Linked DNA regions of Homo sapiens: region 2 is linked to region 1. The links are chromatin loops, found by intact Hi-C in ENCODE. Cell type or tissue: OCI-LY7. All regions are shown on one strand. Each heading gives the region's core, and the rest is flanking DNA. Links, peaks and the distances in the headings are about the cores only.

Evidence for each region. Peaks named below come from ENCODE experiments on the same cell type or tissue, not always from the same donor. Only the 100,000 strongest peaks of a DNase experiment are listed, where the experiment ranks them.
Region 2: a loop joins it to region 1, with 8 times the contacts of the local background. A loop is called at or near these places in 1 of 110 quality-filtered maps.

What each region holds. Positions count from the first base shown.
Region 1 is chr9:121,934,679-121,949,649 of GRCh38, reverse strand. The region is part of intron 6 of TTLL11 (tubulin tyrosine ligase like 11); the gene reads left to right. Among named protein-coding and RNA genes, the nearest start is that of TTLL11, 150 kb to the left of the region's middle. In OCI-LY7, for the core only: no CTCF peak of the experiment used is centred there; DNase peaks (open chromatin) are centred at 3,579, 4,559, 5,999, 6,559 and 3 weaker places; H3K4me3 peaks cover 4,759 bases; H3K27ac peaks cover 5,000 bases.
Region 2 is chr9:121,700,387-121,715,357 of GRCh38, reverse strand. All of the region lies in intron 3 of DAB2IP (DAB2 interacting protein), which reads right to left. Among named protein-coding and RNA genes, the nearest start is that of DAB2IP, 56 kb to the right of the region's middle. RefSeq lists an enhancer at 7,951-8,750. In OCI-LY7, for the core only: no CTCF peak of the experiment used is centred there; DNase peaks (open chromatin) are centred at 7,157 and 7,627; H3K4me3 peaks cover 1,186 bases; H3K27ac peaks cover 2,117 bases.

The DNA of each region.
Region 1 (14,971 bases), core at 3,407-8,406:
GAGAGACAGCCAAGCTTTGGTGTCAGACACCTAGATTTGAATCAAACTTTTGCACTGACTGTGTGGCCCCAGGCAGGTCACTTGACTCATCTGAATCTGCATTTCTTGCAAGACCCAATTACAAGTGTGAAAGTGCTTTTTAAACTATGAGACATCACACAAAATGTTAGTTATTATGCTCATTGTCATTTCACAGTAGTTACTGGTGAATGTGTCTTAGTCATCCAACTAATTTGTGTTGGATTCCGTCTAAGACAACGAGTTTGTCTTAGAGGTTTTAACTTAGTGCCATCATAGAATAGTAAATGTTTGTTGAATAAATTAATTAATGAATCAATGATTTTCCTCCCCAAATCAGCCCTGAAGCTTGAGCGTGGGTTTTATCCCAAGCCTGGTACATAATAGACTCTAATTTAAAATGTATTGAGTGGTTGGATGAGGGAGGGATTAACTATGTTAATTGCTGTTAACTAATGTGATAGTCATTGGATTTAGCACTTTTACTAATATCTCATTTAATCATAGACACAATCTTGTGAGATGGCCCCATCTCACAAGAGTGAGTGGCAGAGTGTCTGACTCAGGATTGCAATGGTGACACAAACATTGTGTGAGAGGCTGGCCCAGCCTGCCTGAAGGTCATTCTCACCTCCAAGATTCCACATTTCTAGGGCAGCCATGCCTTGGTAAGAAATGCTGAGCCCTATGACTAGGGAGGACACATTCCCATTTTGGTCCCTTTGTGCCCAAAGCTTGCATCAGGTCATGTTCTTGCTCTTATACCGTGTTGTGTCTGCACTAGCTTCCTGCAGTGGGAACTCAGAAAACAGCAGTTTACTGACCCCTGAGTAGCCATGCAATGTCACCCATTCAGGAATGGTCTAACCCACTCTGCAGCGCACATGCTTGGCAGCTAGAGTTAGGACCACAGCTTTTGAGGCCCCAGATCCTGAACTCCAGCCTGGTTCTGCCACTTCCTGGCTCTGTGACCTTGAGCAAGTTGCTCTTCAAACTTCAGTTTCTGCATCTGTAAACTGGGACCATACCTACCTCATCCAGTCATTACAAGGATCGATGTTAAATGCTTGTTTAGTCCTGTGCCGGGCGTATGGAAGGGCTTGGAGAGCGGCATGTAATCACCATCATCAAGTGACTGGCAGAGTTCCCAGAGGTGGTAGATATTACTTGATGAACAGTAGCTACCTACAAATCGTTTCTATAATTTGCTAATTACAGAAACATATGTAAGAAACATTTTTTCTGTCACTGTGATATTGAGGTTCATGGTTAGTTTTCTGGTAACTACTGAATACCCGAAGACTAGAGTTCAAGTCAGTGACAATTCCCTGTCTGCCAGAAGCATTTCCATTTCTCAGAAGAGCAGCCCCAGGATCATTGCTTTGGTTCTGGTCCTGCCTGCCATGTTCCGGTTGTGTTAACTTAGGAAATGCTTTCAGCTATCTACATCTCTATGTTCTCCTCTGTAAAATAGGGATGATTGGAGCCACTTCACAGGGTTATTAAGAGGATGCAATGAGCTAATGTAGCTAAGGGCCTGGAATAGGGCTTGACATGTAATAGTTATTCAGTAAGTGTCAATTCTAGTGCCAGGTCTGAGAGTGTCTAGCTCAGTGCCTAGTTGCAGAGTAGACAGTCAGTAAATGGTAGTTTTCTTTATTCCTTTTCAATTTACAATCTCCTTCCATCCTCCAAAAGCACGGCACCAGCATAACCAGGCTTTGTAGCTATCGAGCCCTGCTGTTAGAGGAACCATGCTGGGGAGAGAAATGTCACAGTTCTTTGTTCAGTGGGGACCACTTAAAGCTGAGCTCCGCGGGGGTACTGGAGATCCTGGGGGGTAAGTAACTTCTGTTAGTCTCTCTTGTTATTCTGTAATAGGAGGCTCCCATCCAGCATTCCAATATTGAAACTCCACATATCAAGGTATCTGAGGCAGAGGTGGGCTGCCAGGTGGCTTGTTTCAGAGAACATTTTCTATTATGCTCTCTGTGGCTGAGATAGGGAGCACTTCCAGGGACCTTGTTCTACACTTGTATTTTCCTTTTTCACTGACACTAAGTGACTTTAAGTCAAATGCACCCAACCCATAGCAGCATGCAGAATGCATCTGTACCCATGTGGCATCTTGATAAAAATTACAGGTGTATATTTTTCGCACACTTGAGGTTTATCTCTCTAAACTCAAAAAGCTCTTTCAATTTTAACTATTTGGAGTTGAAATCTTCCTAAAATGCATGATACAGCTGCTTCCTGAAATTGAAGGAACATAATTTGATATTTTTTCTTTTTTCTTGGTGCCTTGGAATTAAGAGGTGTGCTGGCAAACTGGTTTCAAAAAACAAAACAAAACACTTCCTGATGGGTAGTGTTTGTCTATTTCCATGGTGTAAATATTCCCACCACAGCTAATTTCAGGCTATCAGTGGTTTTTAACAACCAGCTCAAAAGACTCCTGAATATTTATGGACAGCTTGAGCTCAGCTCTGCAAGGAAGCAGCGTAGCACTGTGGAAAGGACGTGGTTGTTAGACCTGGACATACCTGGTTTTAGTCCCCATTTTTCTGCTTGAGAGCTGGGCTACCTGGAACAGGATCTTTAATCTGAGTTTCTATGTATAAATTGAGCTAAACATGACCACACCATGAGGGATAGTGAGGACCAGAGAAGGCGGCAGAGGTCAGGGGTCCCAAGTGCTGTCAGGGCCAAGCAGGTGATCTAATGAATGGGGGTAGGCTGAGTGGGGACCCTGGAAAATCCCAGAAACAGTGGTTCTCAAGCTCAGCTGCATATTGGAACCAATAGGGAACTTCTCTGCCTGGGCTCCACCTCAGACCAATTAAACCAGAATTTCTGGGGGTGGAGCCTGAACATGGTTTTAAAAAAATTAAAAGAACACTCTTTGAAACACCAGTGATTCAAATATGCAAATCACGTTTGAGGACCACTGGTCCTGACGGACACTTGTGGGTAGTGAGCATGCCTGTCACCTCCAAAATAAGTCAGCGGGCTTAGCACACAGCAGGGGTTACAGGATAGCCTTCCCAGCCTGTTGTACTGTGTGGTAACCTGGTAACTGTTTTTTGCACAAGAACTTTTTCGTCTTCCTAAATCTTGAAGGCTGGCCCCAGGTATGATTCCCGTGGTCAAAGCCCCTGCCTCTGTAAGCCCCACCTGCTTTGCCTAGTCGGCCATGAGCTGTGGCAAAACCAGAGGGCTGTGTGCGTGTTTTGTGCCTGTGTGGATCTTAAGTGGAAACTGATGAGGTCATGCCAGGGGAAGGGGGCCCAGGAGCAAAGGATTCTGGGATTCTACCCACCATTCTCTCCCTATCTCATTCCCCAGCTCCTGTCGGCTTGTTGAGACCCCCAAGCATGCCACGCTTTTTGATGCCTCTATGCCTTTGCACATCTCACCCCCAGGCCCAGGGCACTCTGTGTGTCCACTCTGGCACAGTAGTTCCTGTATTATATTGTCATTATTAGTTTACCTGTTTGTCTTAATTCAACAAATACTTATTTAGTGCCCGTTATGAACCCAGCAGAAGGAATGCTGGATTTATGGTTTAAACATCCTGTGAGCTCTTCAAGGCTCAGAACCACATCGGATGCATTCATGCCCTTGGCATTTGGCATGGGGCCTGGCACATAGAGTTTTTTTTATATTTTCGAAAGATGGAAGGAAGGATGGGTGGATGGGAGGCGATTCTATCTTACCTCCATGTTCAGGACTGTGACTTAGAGGGATAAGTTTTTGAAAGGGTGACTTTCCAGGGAAGTGGAGTGTGTTTGTAATTTCCAGAAATTTCACAGGGAGATTCAGTTCCCATGGCAGGATTTATCCATGGTTGTTAAATTGTGGATCACTTTCTTTAAGGGACATGGACATTGACTTTTAAAATAAATTTTCTCTCCAATACTGTCCTGAATGGAATCATTAAATGTAGAGTGAGTTTGGAAAATTGTAAGTAGTTCGGTATAGATGGAAGGGGTGGTGTAGGAAGCAGAGGGAATGAATTTGGAAGGATTGGCAGGGATTTGGACTATAAAGGACCTTGAATGCCAGGTTAAGGAGCTTTAGATCTGCCCTGTGGGCAGAGAGGAGGACCTCGTGGACACTTTAGAGGAGGAATGGCAGAGGCATGCTCAGTGGGTGGGTAAGAGCATCATTGTGGTCGGCTCCTTGAACAGATCAGATCAAATCACTCTTCCTTCCGAGCAATCTCCCAATCTACCATTCCTGCCCTTGCCATTTGCATAATTTACTTTTAATTATTGCTTTCATTATTTTCACAGCCCATCCTGGCAGGAATAATCTGATACTGGGTGGAATTAAACTGATGGGACCTCAGCAAACCTCCTTTGTTCATATTATTAACCCATGTATTTTTCAGAGAAGATTTTATTAAAAGAGATCATCTGGGATTTGCTCCTAAGCTGTATTTTCCGGAGACAGCACAGCCAGCAACTGTCCCTTGCACCCGACTCCTCTCTGTGGGTACAGTTTTAAAAGCAGGTGTCACTCAGCGCTTAGGGAGCACCAGTTTCTAATTAGTTGCTTGTTAAACCACAGGCCTCCAGATTGGGCTACTAAAATTACTAGTTTATTTAGTGAAGAAACACTAATGGTATTTTTTTAACCCTGAAAACAAGCATTTCCAGTTCTTTGCTGATGCCACATTTTTCTGAGATGAATGTTATTGTTACACATTACTGTTACTATTTATGGTGCCCAGAGCAGTGTGGGTTCTTTGCAAATGTTATTATCTTGTCGATTTCTCACGGGATTTTGCAAATACTGCTTTTCCAGAAGAGGAAGCCTGGTCTCAGAGAACTGAGTCACTGCCTAAAGTCACATAGCCAGTGTGGGCCAGGCTGGAATTCAACCTGGGGCTGGCCTATGTCCTTGTTCTTTTCAATAGCTTCTTCACTGTCACTTGCTTATTGATTTCCATTTGCCAATGGACCACGCTTTATGACATAGGAATTTGTATTTTTGTTTAAAAGCATCTGGAAAATAATAAAAATAATTTGAAAATATAGCTTAAGTATATTATGTATTAAACAAAACACCATTACTGTCAATTCACTTAAAGGAACTCAATATTTTCTTTTCCTTTTTTTTTGAGATGGAGTCTCACTCTGTCACCCAGGCTGGGTGCAGTGGCGCGATCTCGGCTCACTGCAACCTCCGCCCCCTGGATTCAAGTGATTCTCCTGCCTCAGCTTCCCAAGTAGCTGAGACTACAGGTGCCTGCCACCATGCCCAGCTAATTTTTGTGTTTTTAGTGGAGGCGGGGATTCGTCATGTTGGCCGGGCTGGTCTCAAACTTCTGATCTCAAATGATCTGCCCGCCTTGGCCTCCCAAAGTGCTGAGATTACAGGCGTGAGCCACCGCACCAGGCCCGGAACTCAATATTTTCTTGCTATACTAGTGAAGTCCCAAATTCTAAAATTACCCCAAGGGCAAAAGTTTAGTCCTTCAATGATTATTCATGGTGCAACCAGCCTTCCTATGCTATTTTTATCATTTTGTTAATTTGGTCATAGTCTGTTCTTCCTTCCAGGAAAATGCAATTGTATAAAATCACTTTTGATCAGGAATTTGTAAATGTCCATTAATCTGGGTTTTGACTCTCTCACTGTTAGCTATTCATAATACAAGGATTGAGTTTTCTTTGATCAGACATGAAGAAAGAAATGGGCAGTCTTATAGAATCATTCATTCACTTATTCAACAAACATTTTCTGAGCATCTCCTGTGTGGGGTGCACAGGGGGATAGACCTGTAAGGCTAACCTACATGGTCTATTCCCACGAAGCCTGGATTTCAAAGGAGGTAGGTAGGCATCACATGAGTATACAAAGAAAGAAAACAAGTGCAATGAGGCCAGTAAGTATGATGATGGGGACAGTGATGGGAACAGTGAGACATCATGTTTTTCTTGAGGTGCTCACTGGAGAGTGGAGAGACAGATGTTTAAACAAAATAGATACAAGCTCTGGCTTCTAGACACCTGCAGGTGTAACATTTACTATTTTGATCATTCTTGAGCAACCATGAAGATCTGAGAAATGTAGCAGTTTGTCATTTTGCTGAGGCCTAAATGATCTTCCATTGTAAAATAAAAGGTTTTGTCCCTCGGTAAAATAATTTGGGCATTAACAAGTGGGAGAGGTAAGTGTTTGGGGGAAGTGGTGAGTCTTTCCTGCATTCACGGACTCACACATCCACATAGATCTTATTTCAGTTATTGATGCAACAAACCTTTATCTTAGTGTCTGTTACGGTCCGTACGCCTAAGAAGAGCCAGGCTACTCATGCCTGTTTCTGAGAAGGGAGAAAAAGATACATAAGTAATTATAATACAGTTGGCCCTTGACTGTCACCAGGCTCATGTCCAGAAACCTTTGGGAATCCCTAAATTGACTGCTGTTATGCACATATTCATTGGTCAGCGGTGCTCACTCACTACTTAAGTAACTTGTTAATTCAAACCTGCCTCCGGATGGGGGTGAGTCAAGGTCACCCAAGGCGTTTTGCACTCATCATCTCATTTCACGATCGTGTGATTAGGATTGTTATCTTCATTCACATCTCACATGCCACGTGACCTTCAGGACTGCCAGCGCCAAGGGTCTACTGTACGCCATCCCAAGTCTGATACGCCGGCATGAAAGGGCGTGGGAACAGCGAACAGCTCCCTTGCTTGGGGGCACTTGGTTGCACCTTCTTGAATGAGGGGATGTTGGAGCTTGGTTGTTGCAGAATGAGAGAAGCTCATCAGACAGAGAAAGGGAAAATCATCAGGCAGTGAGAACCAAATTTGCAAAGGCAGGAAAGTGTGAAAGCACTCGCTATATTCAGGCAAAAAAAAAAAAAAAAAAAAAAATAAGACAGATTAGAAACGTGAGGAGGGAGGGAGTAGCAGGAGGTTAATTTTGGCAGGTCAGAACTAGACTGCGAGAGCCTGAATGTCAGGCTCAGAGATCAGACTAGATTCCATGGCAGTAGGAAAAATAGGGTGTTTTTAACTAGAGTGACATCCCTGTTTATTCATTCAACACTCTACAAACATGTATTGAGCAATCACTGTGTACCGGGCACTCTTCTAGGAGCTGGGGTTACAGGGTTACAGTAGAGGAAAGATGCTCATCGCGAGGTCCCCGCTTTCAAACAGCTTACATTTCAACAGAGGGAGACATAAAATACACAAGTGAGCAAATAAGTCAACAGTGAAGGGCCAAGACGATGTGTTAGTGCCTGGGAAACTATTTGAGAATGGATGATCAGAGAAGCGGCCTGACTGTGAAGGTGACATTGGAATTGAGACCTGAGTGTCAGAGAGGACATGCAAGGAGCTGAGGGAAAATCTGTCAGGCAGCAGGAACAGCTGGCACAGAGGCCCTAAGGCAGGGTGAGTCTGGTGCATTTGAAGTTCACCAGACACAAAGGTAACATGGCTGAGTTGGTGGGCAAGAGCAGGAATGGTAGATGATGCTGGGGGCTGAATGGCAGAGGCTGGAGTAAGAGTATAGATTTGATTCTAGGGTTAAGTTGACATGAGCTGCTTTTTGGCTACTCTGTGGACTGCATGGGAGAAGGGCAGGTTATTCTTGCCCTTCCTGGTTATTTTGAGGCCTGCAGGAGGCATGGTGATGGCTTGAACAATCTCTGCAGCAGTGGGGAAAGAGAAAGAGGGAAGGGTCAGAGTGTTTGGAGGCAGGGGTGGCAGGATTCCTGCTGGGTACAATGAGGGAGAAGAGGGAGAGAGGAATCAAGGATACTCTTGGGATTTTGGCCTGAGCGACTGGGCAGAGGCAGGGAACACAGAGGAGTACTGATCCGTGCCACACAAATATCCCTGGGGGACAGTCCCGAAGATGAGCAGGGTCAGGGAGAACTAGAAGGCTGCAGGGCCAGTTGGCAGATGAGAAGTGTGCCCTCTGAACAAAAGCACTGGGCAGGGGAGCTGGGAAAGAATTGATCAGAGAGACCATCATTCCTAGTTCTACTCAGCAGGCGGGAGAAATCAGTGGGATCTGATGAGCTAAGAAGTTGAGAAACTCAAGAATGATGCGGTTGACAATGAAACAATGAATTAACATGAGAAATGCAACAGGAAGAATAGATTCCAGGAGAAGAAAAGAAGTCCAGTTTTAGACAGGTTGACTTTAAGACACGTGTCAATGCTCCGCAAATGTCGGCTGTTGTCATCACTGTTGTCACCATCACCACTGATTTCATAGCCATCAGCCTGTCAATAGTAGTTGAGGTCATAGCGGAAGGTGAGTCCACCAGTGGAAAGCCCAAGAGAGGAGGGTAGAGGAGGAAAGCAGCTCCCACCTCCACTTCATTTAGAAGCCAGTGCAAAAGGCATTTTGCAGTACTCAGGGCTCACTTTGGTGATGAACGCGGATTGACTTGAAAGTGTCTTAAAATTGACTGCAATTTTAGAAGGTAAAGAGTAAGCCTTTGGTTATATCTAGCAATCCTGAGGTCTTCCTTACATGAAAGTTTTTACAGACACTCTGGGTAAGATGATGACAGGCACAACACAGTTAAAACGTTTTCATGGAGAAAAATGGATGTGAACGGTAGAATCTTAAACGTGTTAGTTTTCGACATTGTGAAATTAATTGGCTCCCAAATATAGCCGGCTTCTGCCTTAATTGGAGTTCTCAGGAGCCTCCAGCTTTCCTGCTACCTTTAGCCAATGTTTCTAGGTTTGATGGTGAATAAAGACCTCTTTGTTTAATTAGAGTTGAAGCATGCCTTAAGAAGTTAGTAATCTAATTAAAATTATATTTCCAGTTTATATGAAATAGAAAAAGAGGAGATCAGCAAATGTCCTATGGAGCCTGCTCTCTACCATGCAGTGAGCTAGAAACAGAGTTTCGGAGTAGAGTAAGAAATGGTGTTTTACCTCTCCTGTGGTGGATGATTGTGTGTGGGTGAGTGAAGGAGGAGGATAAATCAAGAGAGAGAAAGTCGGCTGGGCATGGTGGCTCATGCCTGTAATCCCAGCACTTTGGGAGGCTGAGGTGGGCAGATCATGAGGTCAGGAGTTCGAGACATAGTGAAACCCAACATAGTGAAACCCCGTCTCCACTAAAAATACAAAAATTAGCTGGTCAGGGTAGCGTGTGCCTATAGTTCCAACTACTCGGGAGGCTGAGGCAGGAGAATCGCTTGAACCTGGGAGGCAGAGGTTGTGGTGAGCCGAGATCATACCACTGCACTCCAGCCTGGGCAACAGAGCGAGATTCCATCTCAAAAAAAAAAAAGAGAGAAAGTTATAGATCACAGATGGTTAGAAATCCAAGGGAGGGAGAGAGAGAGTTTTAGAGATGGAGGGTGAGGGAAGAGCCTGTAGGCTTCCCATAATTTCACCTAATTTAGAAAAGAGGATTTATGACTATGAATCAAACAAGATTCAAAAAATATAACACAGCTATTACAAGCCCTTTGCTTGTAAGCTGAGCCTTGAGAGACTGGATAAATGTTTGACCTGTGCCATTGTTGAAATATCTGAGAATGAGCTGGGTTGTCATGTTCCAGTAACGAAGGAAGGCAAGGCAGTCCTCTCAGAACGCTGGAGGAGGGAAGACATTTGTCCTTTCTCGGCAGTCACCTTTTCAGGTAGTACAAGAGATTCACTCACCTCTCGTCCTCACCAGCCCTCCCCCAGCCTCTTTCCCTGCTCCCCTCTGCCTTCTGCTGCCTTCATCCTCTCCTTGCTGAGCGAATGCATACAAGCAGCTGAAGCCTGGACGGCTCTTCAGAGCCGTCACTGCATCGCGGAGGTGCCTTACCTGCTGTCTGCAGGCTGGGCTGGGTGCAGGAAATGGGGTACGATGAGCACCAGCGATTATCTCAGTGCTGGGGTCTGAAGTTTTGTTTTGTTCTTGCTTTTATAAAATTACAAAAAAATTATTATGAAACATTTTAAACTTTCAGAAAACAATATAATGAATATGTATGCACTCCCCACCAAGATTCTGCAGATATGAACAGTTTTGCCATATCTACTTTGGATCTCTCACTCTTGTGCTTTTTTAAAAAATAAATCATCTACTGCTATGACATCCTTCTCCCCCTACCCCCAGAGAATCACTATGTTCTTTTACTTTTACTACATAGGTATGTTTGGCAACAAAGTGACTATTTAATGTGTCCCTTTTTGTATAAATGATACGACATCATTTTATATAAATGATACAAGCCATATCTCCTTTGGCAACCAGCCTTTTTGCTTCACATTATCTTTCTGATATTTATCCAATAAGATGTTTGGATCTATGTTGGATCCACATTTACTTTAACTGCTGTATAATATTTCCTTTATAAACCCTAGTTATATTATAAATAAACTGGGATTATAATATTTAATATTTCCCTCAATAAACCCCAGTTTTATTATAAGCAAATACTAGGGTTTATTAAAGGAAATATTATACAGCAGTCCCTCTTCATTAGGTTACTGTTACTAAGGAAAAGCCAAGTTGTTCTTCATCCCTGCTATTACAAGCACAGCTGTGGTCAATGTCCTTATACGTGTCTCTCATTCACATGTGTGAGTTCCTCTGCGGTCAACACCTAGAGTGGAAATAGGCATCTTCTATTTTACTGGTTATTTTTCTCACATCGGACTTTATCTCTTCGGTTTGCTGCCTTATCCCTTGCACCTAGAACAGTGCCTTGTAAATACTCAATAAATAGCTGTTAAAAGAATGGATACTGAGAAATTACTCCCCAGAGCGATTGTACTAACCTACACTCCCACCAGTTTATATGAGCATTTCCATTGCCAACTTTCTTGCCAACACCTGGTTATGAAACTTATCAAATGTTTGCCAATCTGAGGCATATCAAATGGTGTCATATTGCTTTAATTTGCATTCTTGTGATCATTAATGAGGTTTATGGCCTTTTCATAGATTTATTGGCCATTTGGATTTCTTTCTCTATGAATTATCTGTTCATATTCTTTGCCATTTCTGTTTTCTTAGAGCAGAAATGCTCTAAGAAAATTTGTAGAAATTTCTTATTTGTAGAAATGCTCTATTTACCTTGGATAAAAACCCTTTGATGGTTTTATGAGTTATACATATGGTCTCTTAGGCTATAATTTGTCTTTTACCCTGTTGTAATTTGCCTTTTGATAAATAGAAGTTTTGAATTTTATATGGTCTTATTTTTTGTTTGCAAAGAATGATGGTTTTATTCCCTTTTTAGTCCTTATACCTTTTATTTCTTTTTTTATGTCTCATTTCCCTAATTGTGGGAATTAGGAGTGTGGACATGCTTGTCATATTCCTGATTTTTTTTTTTTTCTTTTTGAGACAGCGTCTCACTCTGTTCCCCAGGCTGGAGTGTGGTGGTGCAATCTTGGCTCACTGAAACCTCTGCATCCCGGGTTCAAGTGATTCTCCTGCCTCAGCCTCCCGAGTAGCGGGGACTACAGGTGCCCACCACCATGCCCGGCTAATGTTTTGTATTTTTAGTAGAGACCGGATTTCACCATGTTGGCCAGGATGGTCTTGATCTCTTGACCTCATGATCCACCCGCCTTGGTCTCCCAAAGTGCTGGGATTACAGGTGTGAGCCACCACGCCTGGCCATTCCTGATTTTAAAGAAAATCTTTCTTACGTTTTACTGTTGAGTGTGATGTCAGCTGTGGGTTTTGGTAGGCATCTTTTATCAGGTTATTTTATACCATCCTTGCAATCCTAGGATAAACCTTGGTAATTATATATTATTTTTCATGCTTTACTGGGTTTATTTCCAGATATTCTCTTTGGTTCTTTTCTTAGATTTATTTTTTTCTTTCTTAAATTTTTCTTCCCTGAGGGTTTGATGTTCTTTCTTTTAAATTTAAATTACTTTGAATATTCTTATTTCAGGATTTTTTTGGTTTGCCTGGTCTTTTTCTAGGGAGGGACATCTCTTAATACTTTTCACAGAGTCTCTTTATTTTGCTTCCATTGATTTCCATAGCCATCGAATCACCAAACATTTATTAAGCAGCTACTATATGCCAATAGAGAAGGGTGGGGGGGAATAGGGGAATCTCTAGACTCCAAGAACTCATGGTTTGGTGAATACGATTAGTGCTTGCTGTCTGCAAAAGCCTTGCACAGCAAAGCAATTGGGGGAGTTGCCAGGTGCCCTGGTTTTGGAGTCAGATGAATTTGCATGCAAATTCTGGCCCCATCAATTATTAACTATGTCACTGTAAGCAAGTTAGTAAGTTATTTCATTTTTGTATGCCCCAGTTAACCTCTTCTCTTAAAGCAGGACAGTAACAGGATCTACCTCATAGACTACATCTGATTGTATGTGATATAAAATGTTCAGCACAGTATCTGGCACAAAGTGAAAGTCAACCAAAAATAGCTGGCATTATTCACGTCCGTTTTTCCACTTAATCCTCACAATTGCTTTACGAGATAGATTATTGTTACCACTTGACAGATGTTGTCATATGAGCATGTGGGAAAATTTAGTAAAATGTTGTAAAAATGTTGGGTTTTATTAATATATGTAAAAAGGCTTTGATAAATGTAAAACATCATGCAATGGGAAAGAAATGTCATTTTCTGGGATGGTTTAAACCAAAATCCTTGTCTGCATTTTGTGGTGTCATTACAGAAATTTGAAATGATGTCAAAGACCTGGAGAAACAGCCTAGCATGTCTCATACGGAGGGAGCAGAGAAAGGATTGCAAATGCCATTTAACGACAGTGTTTAGGTGTTATTGTTATGTTTTAAAAGCCCACATAGTGATGTAGTCAAATGTTTCATAACTATTTGCATATAGCCCCAATTTTATTTTAAAATGTATGTTTTATGTGCATATAATATATGGGAAGGAAACACACTAAATGTTAATCATGATGATCTCTGACCTGTAAGATTATAATTTTAGCTTTTTTCGTTAAGCTTTTCTTTGTATTCCAAGTTTCTAGCACGAGCCTGCTCTGGCAAGGAAAGGACCTTCCAGTTATACCTGTATAAGGACAGGTTGACATCAAGTCCCAGAAGATTCAGTGCCAGTAGGAACCCTACTTACAGGCACACACTGGAGCTGGTGGGGGGCTTTAGAAACAGGATTTCTGGGTCCTTGAGGGCAGAAAAGGAGTGAAGTCTTGTCTCTTCTCTTTCTGCAATCCAGCTTGATATAAATGCTCTTAACTGGCTTGATACAGTGGCTCATGCCTATAATCCCAACACTTTGGGAGACCAAGGTGAGGAGGATCACTTGAACCTGGGACATCGAGGCTGCAGTGAGCAGTGATCGAGCCACTGCACTCTGGCCTGGGAAACAGAGTGAGACCCTGTCTCCAATAAAAAAAAAAAAGAAAGAAAGAAAGAAGAAAGAGGTCTTAATTATATGGACTCTTGTCAGCCTTTAATGATTGAATTTGTTTGATTATTTCAGCTTGTCCTAAGAACTGGCCGACATTCTCTTCTCACACTCCACCATTGTGAGTCTTCCTCTCTCCTTCCTCTCATCTACCATTCTCCAAGCAGGGAGATCTAACTGAGTTGGCCAAACCACCCTTCATGTAGAGTATTTCCTTTTGGCAGTCGTTAATAGCTCAGTTTCAGCCAGTCACTAAGAGACTGGGTTACGTAGGTTACTACCTAAGGCTGCTTTTCCCAGAAGCGGCCAGGAGAGGGTCCGGGTACCTGGAGACCTGTCGGGGCTGTGCTCTGTCCAGGCCTGGGCAGCTGGCGTTCACCGAGCGAGGCTCTGTGCTCTGTACATGACACGCATCATTTCCCTGAGCTCTTCTCCCAGTTTATCCAGGTACCTGAGCCAGAACCCCTGGAGGTTTCCATGAATTCTCAATGAGCCCTCTTGAGTTCAACTCCTAAAGATCTCTCAATTTTGTAATTCTCTCCATCTTTACCACTTTTGTCCAGTCACCGTCTCAAGTTTGGAGAGCTCTAAGAATCTCCTAACTTATTTTCTCCTCATCCACTCTTAACTTCCATCTGTTTCATTCTCCTTACAGCAGCCAAAGTGATCTTTTCAAAACTAAAATCTAATTGGATTAAGTTCCTGCTAAAAACACTTCAGTGGCTTTTCATTTCCCCACAGGAGAAAGATAAAATTTTTTAAAAATTTTAAATGCCTGACAAGGCCTTGTCTGATCTAGACTAGACCAGCAGTTCTATAAGTGGGGTCCTTGAACATTCAAGGTTCCCTGATATCTTGTCAGGATATCTATGGAGTCAAAAGTATTGTCATCATAATAATGATAAGGCATCCTTTGCCTTGTTCTTGTATTGACTTTTGCAGTGATGCTGTAAAAGCAGTGATGAGTAAAACTGCTGGCTGCTTATTACTACTTAAGACAGGAGACCGGGTGTGGTGGCTCACGCTTGTAATCCCAGCACTTTGGGAGGCCGAGGCGGGCGGATCAAGAGGTCAGGAGTTCAAGACCAGCCTGGGCAACATGGTGAAACCCTGTCTCTACTAAAAATACAAAAAAAAAATAGCCGGGCATGGTGGTGCATGCCTGTAATCCCAGCTACTCAGGAGGCCGAGGCAGAAGAATCACTTGAACCCAGGAGGTGGAGGTTGCAGTGAGCCGAGATTGCGCCATTGCACTGCAGCCTGGGTGACAGAGCTAGACTTAGTCTCAAAAAACAAGCAAACAAAAAAAGACAGGGGCACTGAGGTGGACTAGTAGTCATTATTCATCACTGCCACATACTTCAAAGTTTAAAACAAACAAACAAAATGCCAGATTCACTTAAGAAGGTCTTTGATGAAACAGTAAAAAACCTTTTTTTAAATTAAATCTCAGCCCTTGAACACGCTTCTTTTTAATATTCTGGATGATAAAATGGCAAGTAGGCTAAAGCACTTCTGCTGCCCACCGAAGCGCAGTAAGGCTGTAGGGACTGTTTGGGTTGCAAGCTGAGTGAGCCCCTT
Region 2 (14,971 bases), core at 4,616-9,615, 240 kb after region 1:
AAAAAAGAAAGAAAGAAAAAGAAAAAGAAAACTACCCAAGTCACGCTGTCATTAAAAGGAAGCAAAGACCCAAGAAAGCAAAGAGGCCTGGCTGTGGCTGTTGAGGGTTCCCCCTTTCTAGAGTCCTATAACCCTCTCTCTAAAGACTCTCAGGCAACCACCATGAAGCCCCCTGCCCTGCAGGAGCAAGGTCCTTAACCCTAGCTAAAGAGACACCCTCAGGGCAGCAAGTGCCAAGGCCAGCTCCCTGGAGCAACGGGGCATGCCCCTTGGCATGGGTTCCCCATGTTCAAATCTGGACTCTGCCATTTAAGGGTTCTATGACCTCTGGCAAGTCTCTTAACCACCTTCAGTCCTGGTTTCCTCGCTTGTGAAACGAGAAATATCCACTTCTTAGGATGGCTGGAGGGTTAAGGCCATACAAGTCCCGTGGCAGCCCCTCCTATAAGACCCAACAGGACTGCACGAGTTCTCCCACTGCCCAGAAGGTTCTTCCCTGAGAGCTCAGCTTACTCCTTTTGTCATCGGGGAGGCCCTCCCCACCACCCCCACCAGATGAAACCCTTCAGATCTGGGCTCTCACTGCCTTCAGGACACATGCCTTAATTGCAATTACACAGTCACCTGTAGGACAATTGCACTTCAGCCTGTGTCCTCCACTAGGGGAGGAGCTGGGGCTGGTTTTGCTCACCATTACATCCCTCAGCTTAGCACCATGCCTGGCATGTAACTGGCTCTAACTGAAGAGTATCCTCTTCTTTGAGACCAGGTTGTCAGAGCACCTGTCCCATTGTTGGCTCCTGACTTCATCACTCAGTAACTCCTGAGTCCAGCCTCTATAATATTTGAATCGGTGCCCCGCCCTAAAAGGGAGGCTCACAGCGCCAATAGCTGCCTGCCTGTCTCCCTGCTGCTCAGGACTCGGCCTTGCATGGCTCTGCAGATTTCACGTAGTAACACCTTCTCAGAGTTTCCGAAGCAAACCAAAGTCATTTGCCAACCATTTTCTCCCATTAATCTCACAATGCATTTGCTATTTTCCCTCCATAATGACTCATTTAGCAGCAACAGAGCAATTAGGCAGACCACAGAATATTGATTTTCTAAGTGGGAGAAATGTCAGCACAAACATCACTTCATGTGTCTTGGGCCATCTCTTGCTATATATATGATGAGGTGGACCCTGGGAAGACTGGGTTGGATGTGCTGGCAGGTTGTGGGATCTCAAACAAAAAAGCAAAAGCATGGTGTGTGAGAATGTGAGTACATGTGTGTGATGACAGAATATGATCAAATTACCATGTAACATGATCCCATGTAGACCTCAAAACCCTGGGAGGTAGGCACCACAATCATGGTGCCCATTTAAAAATGAGGAGACAGAGGTTCAGAGATTAGGTGACTTGTCCCAGATCATGGAGGAAGTCAGGGCGTCGGATCTGGATCTGGGTCCATGTGTCAGCAGAGCAGGATTCTGTTCATCAGAGAGCCCCCGTGTGGCTTGCTTTGGGACCAGAATGGAAGTGTCAGGTGTGGCAATGCAGTACCTTTCATGGTGTATGGTATAACCCAAGATTTTTGAGATATAAAACAGTTGGCCTGAGTCCTGAAGTCACATCTCAGCCCCGGTGCAGCCTCTAAGCCCAGCTGCTGTGAACAAATTCACCCCAGGCTCCCCTGGCCATCCACCAAGCTTGTCCAGTAACTCTCAGGAAGGCCTGGAGAAAGACAAGCCAGCTGGAACCCCCTGCCCTGCTCCTTCACCCCTGCACCACCACTACTGGCCAAAGTTGAGTGCATACCCAGTTTCTGGGGCACCTCAAACATTCCCACCCTACAACAAGAGGGCAGGAGAAGGAAAAGGGTGAGAGTCGGGAATGGTGTGATAAGCAGGCATCTGGCGGTTTTAGGCCCCTGTCTACAAATGGCTCCAAAGCCAGGCCCCACAGCTTGGAAACCCTGAAGGAAGGCTTTCACTCACTCCTGCCTCCACCCTCTAGACACTCCAAGCAAGCTGGGAAGGGCACTGTCAGAGCAACAGGTCCTAAGGCCCCACCCCAGCCAACATACTGACATCTATCCAGGGAGCAAATGGTTTCTTGGTGGCCAAGAGGAAAGAGCTGAAGGCCCAGCTGGCAGACGTGGGTTTAAATATCAACTCTATGTGCCCCTGGGTGAGACAATTACCCGCTCTGGGCCTCAGTTACCTTATCTATAAAATGGAATAATCCCTGCCCTGCCACCTTCCTAGCTGGTGTGAGGGCCATGTGGGGAATGACAAGGTGCCACATAAATGCTGCCTGGGGAAGCTCCACAAAGGGGGAAGTTTACAAGAGTTGGCACTGTCCTCCAAGGGCAGGGGCCGCTCCAGGTGGAAAGAGCTCCCCATTGCTGGAGATGTGCCAACACTCTGGAGTGCCGGTGTGGATGGGAAGCAGAGCATCCTGTACGCCCTCCCAGGGGCTCAGACACACGCTGGCACATTAAAGCCTCTAAGGAGCCATGCATTAAAGAAACTGACTGACTTGGTTCACTGGACCTGTTTGGACTGTGGAATTCCCTCATCCCAAGTACCCATTAACATCTGTAAGAATATGTTCAGTAGAACCCATTTAAGAAATACTCCTACAGAAGGTTTGGAGCAAGGCCTTTCAAGAGTACTCATGGCGTGGCGAGACTCTAGGACTTTCCCCAATGTCAACCACATGTTGGGGGCAGGCCCACCCCTTACTCTCCTTTCTAGCATGAAAGGGAGACAAGGCCATGCGTCAGAGGGAAAATTCACGTCAATGAAACACCATCAAAAGGGATTTAGAAATCTCAAATAGGAATCACTCCCAGGCTACCTCCAACTTTAACAAGCCCAGAAACTGGGAGGGATTGAAGAAGGGCCCCAAGCAGAAACACCTCCCCCTCCCCTACTTGTCTGAAAACTGGCCCTCATTGCTCTTACCTGCTGCATAAGCATTGCTCCCTTTGGGCTGCCAGAAAAGAGGGCTAAGCCCCACAACAGCTGATCACACTTCAGAGAAAAAGGGTTAGTGGGACCACAGAAAGCAAGAAGAATAAGAATCCTAAACCATCTGTGTGCTAGAAAACCCATGTGTGGATCCTGGAAGAAAGCACACACTACCCCTCACCTGCCCTTTATCATGCTATGGGAGCCATGTGGACACACCAGAGCCAGCCCCCAACCCAGTGCCCTCTCCTCTCTCTGGGGGCTCCATGCCAGGAAAAGCAGAGGAGTCCAGGAACCATCGGCTCCCCTGGAAGAGCTCCGGCAAACCTATCCATGGCAAACCCATCCATAACGGTGCAGACTTTGCTCCCAGCAAGGACAGAGCTTTATTAATTATTCAGGAGACGGTGCAATTATGCAAATCTGTGGGCAGCCTCTGCCTGACCACTGCCTTCTGCAGAGGGAGTCTAGAGGGGGATGGGGAGGCCCAGAGCCCAAGCTGCCAGGTACATGGACGCCACCCAGCCTGCAAAAAGGGGAATAAACCCCTACACCCTAGGCCTAGGCTGGTCCCAGACAAACCACCTCCCCACAGAGGGCTCTCTGACCAGAGCCAGGCCCCATCCCACACACAGGAGAGCTGGTAGCTGCTTTGAGGAATGATATTGAGGACCTAGGATGACTTTTTTCAAATACATATGACCCACTACCTGTTGCTGAGCCAGCAATGCCATCATTCAAGGCTTACTCCTGCAGGTACTAAGGGCAGGGAACACTTCCAGAGTTTCCTCCAAAACATGCTTCTGAGGAGACATAACACCTCAAAAGAATGTTTACCAAATAATGTTCTGCAAAATACAACTGCTCCACAGATGTTAACAGCTGCTCCTGGGGTTGGGGGACAGGAAACCCTGGATTAAACAAAGCAAAACTGACTTCTTCATTGCAGGACCTCTCAGGGCCTTTCATCTCCTGGGTCACAAATGATTTCCCAAGAATGAGGAAGCAAAATTTGAGGATGTAAAATGTATTTGAGCACACAATCACCCCACTGGAGTAAAACATCAAGTCTCACCTCCAAGAACCTCTGACACTGAGTTTGAGAAACTCTGGACAGACTGCTCCCCAGTCCTGTTTGGACTATGGAATTCTCTCATCGCAAACGCCCATTAACATCTTTAAGAATGTGTTCCATGGAACCCAGTTCGGGAAAACACTCCTATGGGTGCTCTGAACAATAAGCAGCAGAGGTACGAAAGACAACAAGGCCTTTCAAGTGCACCCCTGGCTTGTACAGACTCTAAGACTAAGTTCTCTGCCAGCTCCATTTTTCCTTAATTCTGAAACTCTCTGGAATAGGTTTTCACTATCCTCATAAACAACCATCAAATTCGTGGACTTTATGATCCTAGGGCAACTGAGCAAGACCACCTCAGGCAGGCTGGATGGGCTCCGGGCAGAACATCTGGCCCTGGCACTACCACTTCCCTACGTCACATCCAGTCCACAGAAGGTGGTGACACCAGGGCAGTGTGGCCTGCAGCACAATAGGCAACTCCCTTGGTGAGTCTGCTGTAGTACTGCCTGGGGTGGCTGGGGATTTCAGCGCCAGCTTCACCCATCTTCCCACAGATCCTGAGCAGAGGCTGGTGGGGGAGTCCCTGGCCACCATCATCATCACCCTGTTTGCCTTCACCCTCCTGGGTAGTGATGGAAGTCACCTCTATGTTCTTCTGACCTTGGAGGAAGGGAAGTGCTATGGAAGGCCACTTAGCCTAGCCACGACCCCTTCTTGTACCTGCCCCACCTCACCCAGCATTATAAGTCAACAGATCCAAACGCAGCCACAGCTCATCAGCTCTGCCCAGGTGAAAAGAGGTGTGGGAGCCCAGAACCCTGGGGGAGCCACAGAAAAAGACGCTTGAGAATAAGTGATAAGTTGCAAATAGGAGGGGCAGTCACTGAGCCGAGCCTGCCCTCACATCCTGATGACTCTTTCTTAAGGCCTGCCTCCACTGCCACCCCTACCACCTCAGGACTTGGGCACCCACAGCAGCCCCCAGCAGAGCCCCGGGTGCCCTTGGGACATACTTCCAAACCGCCTGGCAGCAGCCACATTCTCTCACCTGGGAGACAGAAAAACATTCTAGAAAGACCTGGATGCAAATCCTGTCTATGCCACTCACCTGCTGTCCGACTCAGGGCAAGTGACTTTTACCTCTTGGAACCTCAAATTCCTCACCTGTAAGATAGGGAGAGGGCAGTACTGTGGGGTGGTTAAAAACACTGATGTGGGAGCCAGACGGCTTGGGTTTAATCCCAGCTCTGCCATTTCTGGCCATGCAACTCACGCTTCCTTGGCTGTGAACCAGGGACTGCAACAGTATATATCTCACGGGCTGCTGTGAGGGTGAAGTGAGTTCAGCTCAGTGAAGTGTAGAGAGCAGGGCCTGGCGCATAGGATGTGCCCAGCCATGTCAGCTAATATACTAGAGAGGGCCCTGGCTGTGGATACAAAGAGATCTAGATTCTAAAGGTAACCTGAGGCTAATCCTGGCTATGTGATTTTATACTCTAAGGCCAGTTTCCTCACCTGTAAAATGGGGGAAGGATAAAATGAGGGTAGTCAAGAAAATCAGAGATGATGCACATACCATGCATAATGCCTGCCACACGGGTGCTTCTTAAGTGACCAGGTGGTTTATCAGTGTGATCACTGACAGAACATGTAATGTGAAACAGAGCACATGAGCACAGGCTATGTAGAACGGTGCTTGACAGGGGGCCTTACATAATAAAGCCAACCGCCTGGGTTTGAAACCCAGCTCTGCCACTTATGAGCTGTAGGACTTCAACAAGCTGCTCAGTCTCTCTGTGACTCAATTTTCTTCTCTGTAAAATGGGGACAGTAATAGCACGTATCCTTCAAAGGGCTATAGTAAGAATGAGCTGAGCAAATGCACGAGAAAGCACCAGGCACAGAGCCTGGCCCATCCTGAGTGGCCACTCACGGGCAGTGGGTGGGGCAGTGGGTGGGGCTATCACAGCATCAGAAGCAGCTTGCCATGAACAGAGCAGGATGAAAGGCATCTCCGTCCCCCGCCCCGCTACGATGGCTCCATTCTCCAGCAGCTCCAGGGGCTTCATGACCTGAATGCAGTAAACCAAAGCCCAGGAAAGACTGGGCCAGCCCTGTGCCAGGAATCCTGGGCCCCGAGACACTAGTTTCTGTTTTTGTTTTTGCTTTACTGAAATAGAGAATCTCAAGCTCAGAGGGAAGCAGTTGGTGGAGCTGGGCCTTGGACCAGCTCTGGGAGACTGACTCAGGAACGCCTGCTATTAACCTCCATGGCAACTGGCGGTGTGGGGGACGGGGTTTTAGAGTAAGGCAGCCCTAGGTTCAGATTCCAGCTGCCCACCTCACAGGCGCAGATCCCCCATCACCTCCCACTACCCTAGCAGGTGCCTGGCCTCCTTAGTTGGGAGTGCAGCCCACCCCACCTGGCCTAGTCTCTCCAAAGACAGTCATTCTCTTCCCTGAGCCGAGACCTTCCAAGGGGTCTGGAAGACTTCCATTCTCAGGCGGGAGCCAAGGGTACAAGATCCACTCCTAAAATGCTGACTAGTCCTGTCCTGTGGAATTTGACTTGGCGGACCTTGAATTGCATTACTGCTGCTCGCTCAATCCTAAGTAAATGGGTACACTTCCCTGAACCTCAGTTTCCCCACCTGCAACCAGGAAGTCAGTGAGAAGAGCAGGCCTTGGTGGCACAGGTGGGCTGAGCACTGGACCTGGAGTTAGGAGACAAGTTCCAGCTCCCCTTGCCTCTGCCCCTTCACCTCTCTGAGCGTCACCCACCACAGCTGCAAAATGCAGATCAGTCATGAATGCCCTGACTGTTCCAAGCACCCTCAGGAGACCCAGGGCACTGGTGTGCAGGAGCTTTTCACAATGGGAGCCTAGTGCAAGCACAGAAGGGGGCTACTGCTACTTCTCTGAGGAGGGAGAGGGTTTATTTCAAAAGGCATCACAGCCTTAATGAGAAAGGACATGACATGCTACTGGTGGGATCTTGACATCAACCAGGGAATGGACTTGCCTGGTTACTGGGTTTCCTCCAGTGTGTGACTTTGGGCCACTCACACATCGGGTTTCAGTTTCTACACCTGTGAAATGGGAAACAAAAAGCCCTCTTGCTATGAGAAATCAGTAAGAATACAGCACAGGAAGTGCTTAGGCAAGTCACTAGCACACAGCTGGGGCACAATGCCTGCCCCTCTGCAAAAGGAGCAAACTTTGGGGAAGCAAGACCACCCCACCCAGAGGGTATAATTCAGAAGGTCTGGGGTGGAGTCCAAGAATCTGCATTTTATCAGGTGTCCTAGGCAATTCCTCCTCATACAGGTCCTCCTCTGCCCTGGGTTTCTAGTACAAGAGTAGGGATTTAGTCATAGCCACTTAGTTTCCTGACGAAATGTGGTGAAGTTGGAAAGAGGGAAAGAAAGCACAAACGGGAGTAAGAAGCAGAGGGGGTGGGGCTGGGAACAATCTATTAATCAATCTCCTCCCAAGCCAGAAACAGTAATTGTTGAGGCTCACACATCCTTCACCTGCTAACAATCTGCAGCTGCAATACAACGTTCTGATTATGAATGTCAAAAAGGCAGAGCATGAAATTAACTTCCCCTTAGTCATTGGGCACAGGGAGACACTACACTAATTCACTGCCCTTGGTATGAAAACTTCCCATGACAACGTCGCATCAAATTAGGGCCCATGCTACCCTGGTGCCATCTCTATCTCTCCCCAGTGCACTCTTTTACAATCAGGCCCAGCCTGAAAACAAGGGCCCTGCTTGTTCCAGAAAAGTTAGGGCGACAGGCAGGAGGTGATGGTTAACTGGGACAGTAGGGAGAAGGGCTGCTCTGGTCCCCCGTGGGGGCTGCCCACTGAAAAGTGGAGGTGGGATCTCATTGTGCTAAGGAGTAACTCACTCGGCAGAGCATCTGATGCAGTAATGTACCACTAGCCCCACCTGAGAGATGGGAAAACTGAGGGGGGCGGCAGAAGGGTGGAGGTGGCAAAAACCTTCTCAGGCTGCCTTTTGCGCAACCTCTAAAAAGTACAGTCTCAGGCTGCCCACCAGTCAGTCCATCCCTCTTAAAAAATTTAAGCACACTCAGTTATTCACAGGCCAACTCTAAATGCCTCTGGCACAGGGCGCAAAGTGCTCTGTTAGTGCCTCCAAGCAGCCCACCGCCAAGGCACTGTCATCAGCTGAGGTCTACAAGGGGATAACCCTAGGGGTCTGCAGAACGCAGGCCTCCTAAGCCAACACAGGGAGGGGAGGAAGGGAGGTCTTACTCCTTGGGCAACCCTCAAGATGGGGCCTGACCTCCAGCCTTGGGATCACTTCTTACCCCTCCCCCAATTCTCAGGCAGGGTGCCAGGAACCTTTGTGGGTGGGGATGGACCCTGTTTCCCTCTCCCTCCCGTAGGTTTTCACCCCATCGCCCCTGTGGCCCAGAGGGGATATCTGCTGCACGCTGGTGGCTTCCACAAGGACGTGCATGTGTGCATGCCCAGGTGGTAGGTGGCATGGCCTGTATACACAAGGGAGGACAGCCACATGCTCACAGAGGACAGAGACGACCTCTATCTCAGGAGGGGATGGTAACACAGGCATGCCCCAGCTGGGAGGGGAAACTCCCCTATCATTTCCATCACTAAAATCTCCTGCGAGTTTCCAGCCAGCCCTTTGAGGTAGGTGGGCAGGTACAATCACTCCTCTTGATGGATGAGTGGAAGGAGGGGCAGAGAGGAACCACGGCTTGCCCATAGTCACACAGAGGCAGGGCCTGACCAAGAGCCCAAGGAAGGGGTGTGCAAGCAAGCTCTCACATCACACATGGGCCACAGGTGACTCCACCGCGAACTCAGAGAGAAGTGGAGGGGAGGGAGTTGGGCCCTTGGTGGAGAGTTGGCTGTGAGAAGCTGCCTCAGGCTCCCAGGCTCTGACTGGGGGGTGGCTTCCCTGCAGCGATAGCCCACAGGCCCCTGGAGGGGTGGGAAAACAGAGTGGCCAGTGACTGTCCCTCCCACAGCCCAAGCCTTGGGCATGTCACCCGGCTGCTCTGAGGTTGGTGCAGCCCCACCTCAGCCCAGGCTTGCTATCCACACATTCTCACCCCATCCCCAGGCAGATGCTGCCCTGGACACACCTCGCAGATGGATGCACTGATGGCCAAGAGACTAGAACCACCAGAGGTTCTTCGTGCAAGGGGAGCATTCACTCACCTACAGCCAATCATCACAAGGGAGCGGACTGGCAGCTCAGAGCAGAGAGAAGCTAAGCACACCCTGCCACCCTGGAAGGAGTCACCAAGCCGACTGGGGGAGCTGGATGCTTTTCCCTCTTGCCTTTTTGGTCTCTTATGATCTCCTCCAGTTTTGTTCTGTGGCCTTCTAAAATAGCCATTAATTAGAGCCTGGTAATTAACTTACTGGTTCAAGTAATATTTTGCAAAGGAATTCCATTAAAGAGTCGATTTGCATATTCTAATATGGGGCCTGGAAATAGGCAGGGCTACCTGGAGGAGAATGAAAGCAGTCCCATGGCACCTGTCAGGCCTGGCACCTGGGCCTGGGCTCTGCCTGGTAACCGAAGGTGAGAGGGGAGGCAAAGAGTTGCTCTCTGGGAAGTTCTCCCCAAGAAGGTGGGGAGCTTATTCACACACCGGCCAGCTCAGTGTCCATGCACCCAGACAGAAAGTGCACACATGCACACAAGTATGCACGTGAGTGCTCACAGAACACACTATACACATGGGCACAACAGGGTATACGTACACAGACATGTACAAACAACTGGCAGATGCATACCCAAGAAGAAAACACACGATAATAACAATAGTAGCCAACACTTAACCTGAACACATAGATTGAATCATATGCAATTGCCTGTATTTGGCCTCCCAAAACAGCAACTTTATACAGTCTCACCCCATATGATGTACCAGGCACTGTTCCAAATACTTCACCTGTATTAACTCAATTAAATGCACAGACATGTATAAGGACATTAACATATAATGTACACACATCTTCATGAGGACAGGTGCACACTTGCAACACATACAAAAGACGTACACAGACAAACATATGCTTGTGCAAAGAAAGGCTTCTCCAGCCTTTGAAACCCCAGCCTTGCTGATCCCATTCTCACTAGCTAATTTCCACCGTTCCTAAAAACATTGCCCAGCTCAGATCTTGGGAAGGTACACAAGGGAGCTCCAGATCTAAAGGAGAGTAATAAAAATGAGAAAGCAAAAAATAAATTGATTCTTCTATACGTCCAGGTCGTATTCTGTGGCTCTCCCCTTCCTCTCTAGAGATGAGACTCAGAATCATGTGCTCCTGGGCCGGTCAGCCCTGCCCCCAAAGGTGCCCATGGGGCTCAAGTACAATGCTGCAGTTGAGAGGGGATCTGGTTCCAATGCCTGGCTTCTGCATAGGCCCCAGCTCCATGCCTTTGACTGTGTGCCTCAGTTTTCCTGGCCATAGAGCAGCCCTTTCACTGCCTACCTACCCTACAGGGCAGAAGACCTCTTAAAGTGCTGTGTAAATACAGGGCATCCTTATGAATGATAGGATTAGGAATTAAACCTGATTTCCTTATGGAGAGGAGAGGACGGGAGGAAGGTGGAAAGAAGAAGGGAGGGGGAGGAGGAGAGGACAGCCAGGTGAGCCTTCCTTACAGGTAATTAATGAATTCCTTGTCATACCTCTTGGAAGGCAGAGGCTCATTTAACGTGTAGGATCCACCTACATGGGACCTCTCAGAGCTGAGGAAGACCAAACAGGGCAACCAAGAATCCTGCAAGAGGCTTGTCAGAACACTCAGGCAAAGGACAGGAATAGACAAGTCTCAAAAGAAGCACTGCCACTGGCCATGAAACTCAGGAAAGCACTATTCGATCACCAACAAGCAAATGAATGCAAATAACAAAAAAATGCCCTTTTTCTGCCTATCCAAACGATAAAGACTGCTTTAATGATGACATCCAATGTTTTGAAGGGTGTGAGGAAACAGGTAAGCACTCTCAAAAATCACTGGGGAGGGGTATGAATTATTACAGGATTTTGGTGGGTGACATTTTTCTAAGAAAAATCTCAAACTCTTCATATTTTTAGACCTAGTAATTCTGTTTCTAAGACTTTATCCTTTGGGAAAAATCAGAAATGTAGGCAAAGATAAATATTCAAGGATTTAAATCCCAGTGTCATTTTTAATAAAGAAAACCTAGACATAACCTAAATGCCTAAATGATTAAAAACAAGTATGACCCAAACGGAAGATGGAACAATGAACTTTTAAAACTGATTATTAAAACACACATGAGAGCTTTGCTTTCCCAGGTGTAAGCAGGAATCCCTAGGAAAACATCCTGTGCTCTAGGTAATAATGGCTGTTTCTTAAGTTTAAGGCAATAATGACCCATCTTAAGCTCGAATCACCTTACCAGGCACAGCAACATCTATTATCTCTTGAACCTCAGGATGAGGCCACATGATTGCTTATTATTCCCACACTGTGGATGAGAAAACTGAGGCTTACCAAGACGAGGTGACTTAACCCTACCAATATTAACTGAAAACCTATGACATATTAATCTAACCTCTTTCACACATTATTTAATTAAATTTTAGAAACATTTAAGAAATGTGCAAGACCCAGTGTTAAATGCTAAGAAAACAGCACTGAACCAGAAAATTTCTATGAAAAGTGTGCTAAATGTATTAATGTTAATGTCTTCAACAACATGATTATCATGATGCCCATTCTGCAGATGAGCAAACTGAGGCTGCAAAAGGTTACGTGACTTGCCCCAGGAATGCTTGGCTTCAAATCCAAAGATCACATACATCCCATGACTCCTGGCAATTGTCTAAACTGCACTATCATCTTGACATCACCACACTAGACAGACTAGTCCCCAAAAAAAGGACCAGGCCCTCCCTGTCTATAGTAGGGGAGGGAACAAGGGCAAGAAACACCAGACTTGGGTGCCCAGTCCTGCCTGCACTTACTGTCAGCAACTAAAGCAGGAAAATAGACCCTAACTTCCATTTCCCCTGTTCCTCATCAACCTTCCTCACTCTCCCTCCTCCAGGGACTGTCTCACCACAAGGGGCAGAATTGATTCCTGCCTACCCAGGTCCAGGTGAGGGTCCCTGGAAGCTGCCATCCCCAACATCCAAGTACTGTATCTCCTTCCCTAGTCCCTTATCACTTGGAATTCCACCATTAGTAACTTTCAGGTGTGGGAACGCCAGCCAGCACACACATACTCTGGAAGGGGGAATCGATCCCTAACTCCACACATAGCAGCCTTGCCTACCTGCCCCAGAGCTGCCTGCATTTATGAGCTAAGCTCCGCACCAGGATGACTGGGAAGAGCTTGATGGGGGTACAGACACTTTAGAGTAACTACTGTGGTAAGTTTAGACAGGTAGCATGCCAAAGGAAGCATATTCCCAGCAGGTGTGGAGGGCTAGAGTCACCCAGAAACAGCATCAGGAGAGAGAAGGAATGAGGAAAGCATAATATTGCCAACTGACCCTCCTAGCTCCTCAGTAACATTAATAAATAAATGAATGACTTGGAAATTATCCTCTGGGCTGACAGAACCACATCCTCTATATCACTTTTACCAACATTAAAACAGCCCTGTAAATGAAGCAGCAGCATTTCCAGTGTGCAAAATGAAAATGCTTTTGCCGGCACACCTTTCACCTGGAAAGCGCTCCAAGCAGCATGTGTTTGTTACCCAGGAGAAATGATCACCTGTCCTTGGTGCTTACTGCCAAAGCTTCTGAAGAAGAAATGAGTGTCTGAGGGACCCAGAGACTGTGGAGACCAGCTGGCAACCTCCCCTGAGGCCGTTTCAGAAGAATAAGTCCGAAGGCTCAAGCCTGTCCTACAGCCCCCAGCCCCCAGAGCCCAGCTGTGCCAACCAAGCACTGCCTGGCCTGACCCCAGCCTCACAACCAGATAGCAACCCTCAATCCCAACCAGCCAGGTTCGGCATCCCCACCCCTGAAACCGACTCCTTTTCCAGGGAGCCAAAAAAATCCCAGCACAGAACCAACTGGTTTCCAACCTCCAGATGAGAGAATTCCAGCGCAAAAAAACCACCTCCCCAACACAGCAGCTTGCGGAGCACGCAGACAGCATTCAACAAAGCCTCTTCAGCAGCCATATAAACCAGATAGATTCATCCAAAGTCAGAACTCAAGTGGCCGCCCCAGAGTGCCCTGTGCCGCTCATCTACACGGGAAGGCCATGGGGACCAGGACTCCCGCTCGACACCCTAGAAGCCCCCACCGTCCTTCCCACTCGTGTCCCACCCACTCACTGAGGCTAGCGTCTTGGCACTTACCCTCTCCCCAGCCAGAGGCATGGCAGCCAGTGGGGGTCCCATGGAGCCAGGACACAACCCTTCCTTGCTGCTAAACCAAGCCAAAGACAGCCCATCCTGCCCTCCCAGCCTTCAACATCACAACCACACCACATCAGAGCAGGGAGAGGCACTGCTCCACTCATCCAGGTTTGGCCATGAGCTGGGGGGCGGGCGGGGTCACCATAGTTGTTTTTACTCACTGAACTCCAAATAGGATGACTCCAGGGACAGCCCCAGAGAAATTTCTGCCCATCCATCCCAGCAGCAGCCGACGAATCTGTTCCTAAGCAAAGCAGCAAATCAGGAGACCCCAGTCCTGGGAAAGCCTATTTCAGCTCCAAGGCTGGGTAGAGAGATTTCAAACCCAGTCTTTCTGCCTGTCCATGGGAAATCTAGGCTCCCTTCCTGTGCCAGAGAGGCCACCAAGCCATATTTTGTTTATAGAAAATTAATAAGACAATTCCACACCGCTGCCAGTGACATTCTGCTCCAACCGCTACCGTTTCCTACTGTTTCCAGAAACAGGCTTGTAGTTTCACTCCCAACCCCCACTCTGCGCCCCTTCAGCATGTGGCAAGGCTGACCTGAGGCCAAGTGGGGCAGGACCCGCACGAGGTCGTCTTGGCCATGCCCCGACCTCTGGCTAGGGTGGCCAGCCAGCACTTGCCGGCTTCTAGGTACAGGCTTCCCGCTGTAAGGAGGTAAACATGACATGCATGCCGCCTGCTCCCGGGAGAGCAGACACACTCAGAAGCCGGACTGCCTGTTGTCTCTCCTGCTCCCCGGACAACCACCACATGCACACAAAACGGGGTACGTACACAAGCCCCCGCATGCGGGTGCAGAGGGTCCTGACCCCCGCCAAGGAAAGCGCGGAGAAGGGCATGTTCCTGGGGAAGACAGCCGAAGGCAGGGGCCCGGTGGAGGGAGGAAGGCAGCAAACCGGGTGGCCTGCCGCCCAGACAATAACAAAGATGGGAAGCGAGATTTTCAAAGACGCAGTGACTGCACCCAGCGCTGAGCTCTGGCCTGGCTGCATCTTCCTGCCAGGGCACGCCTGGTCCCCTGGGGCACCAGGGCCATCAGAGAAAGGCTGAGGGTCCCGCCTCAGGCTGGGCTTGGCAGCTGGGGCAGGAAACCAGCTGCAGGCAGTGGTGAGGATGCACTGGAGAGCGCGGCTCTGGGACGATGGAAATTAAACGTCTAGCCATTCTACTGGGAGGTGGAAGTGTTACTCTCCAGGAAGATGCTAGGGGTCAGTTAAACAGTCACTCAACCTTGGGCAGGAGTTGGGCTGTAACTTGTACTCCTCTGCCCGCTAGAACCAAGGGGGAGGGGAGAGACATTTTCATGCTACCTACGCCTCCCCTACAGGGAGTGCCAACACGGACACAGCCCTACGAAGGCAGATGCCAGTGGTCTGAGACGTTCGGGCTGAATGCTGAAAAGGCTCCTCGGTGCCTGCCCGTACTTTCACCTCCACAGGCTGGGCAGGGACATGTTCTAACTGGCACTGGAATCCATCACCATGCCTGTGCCTAAGTGGAA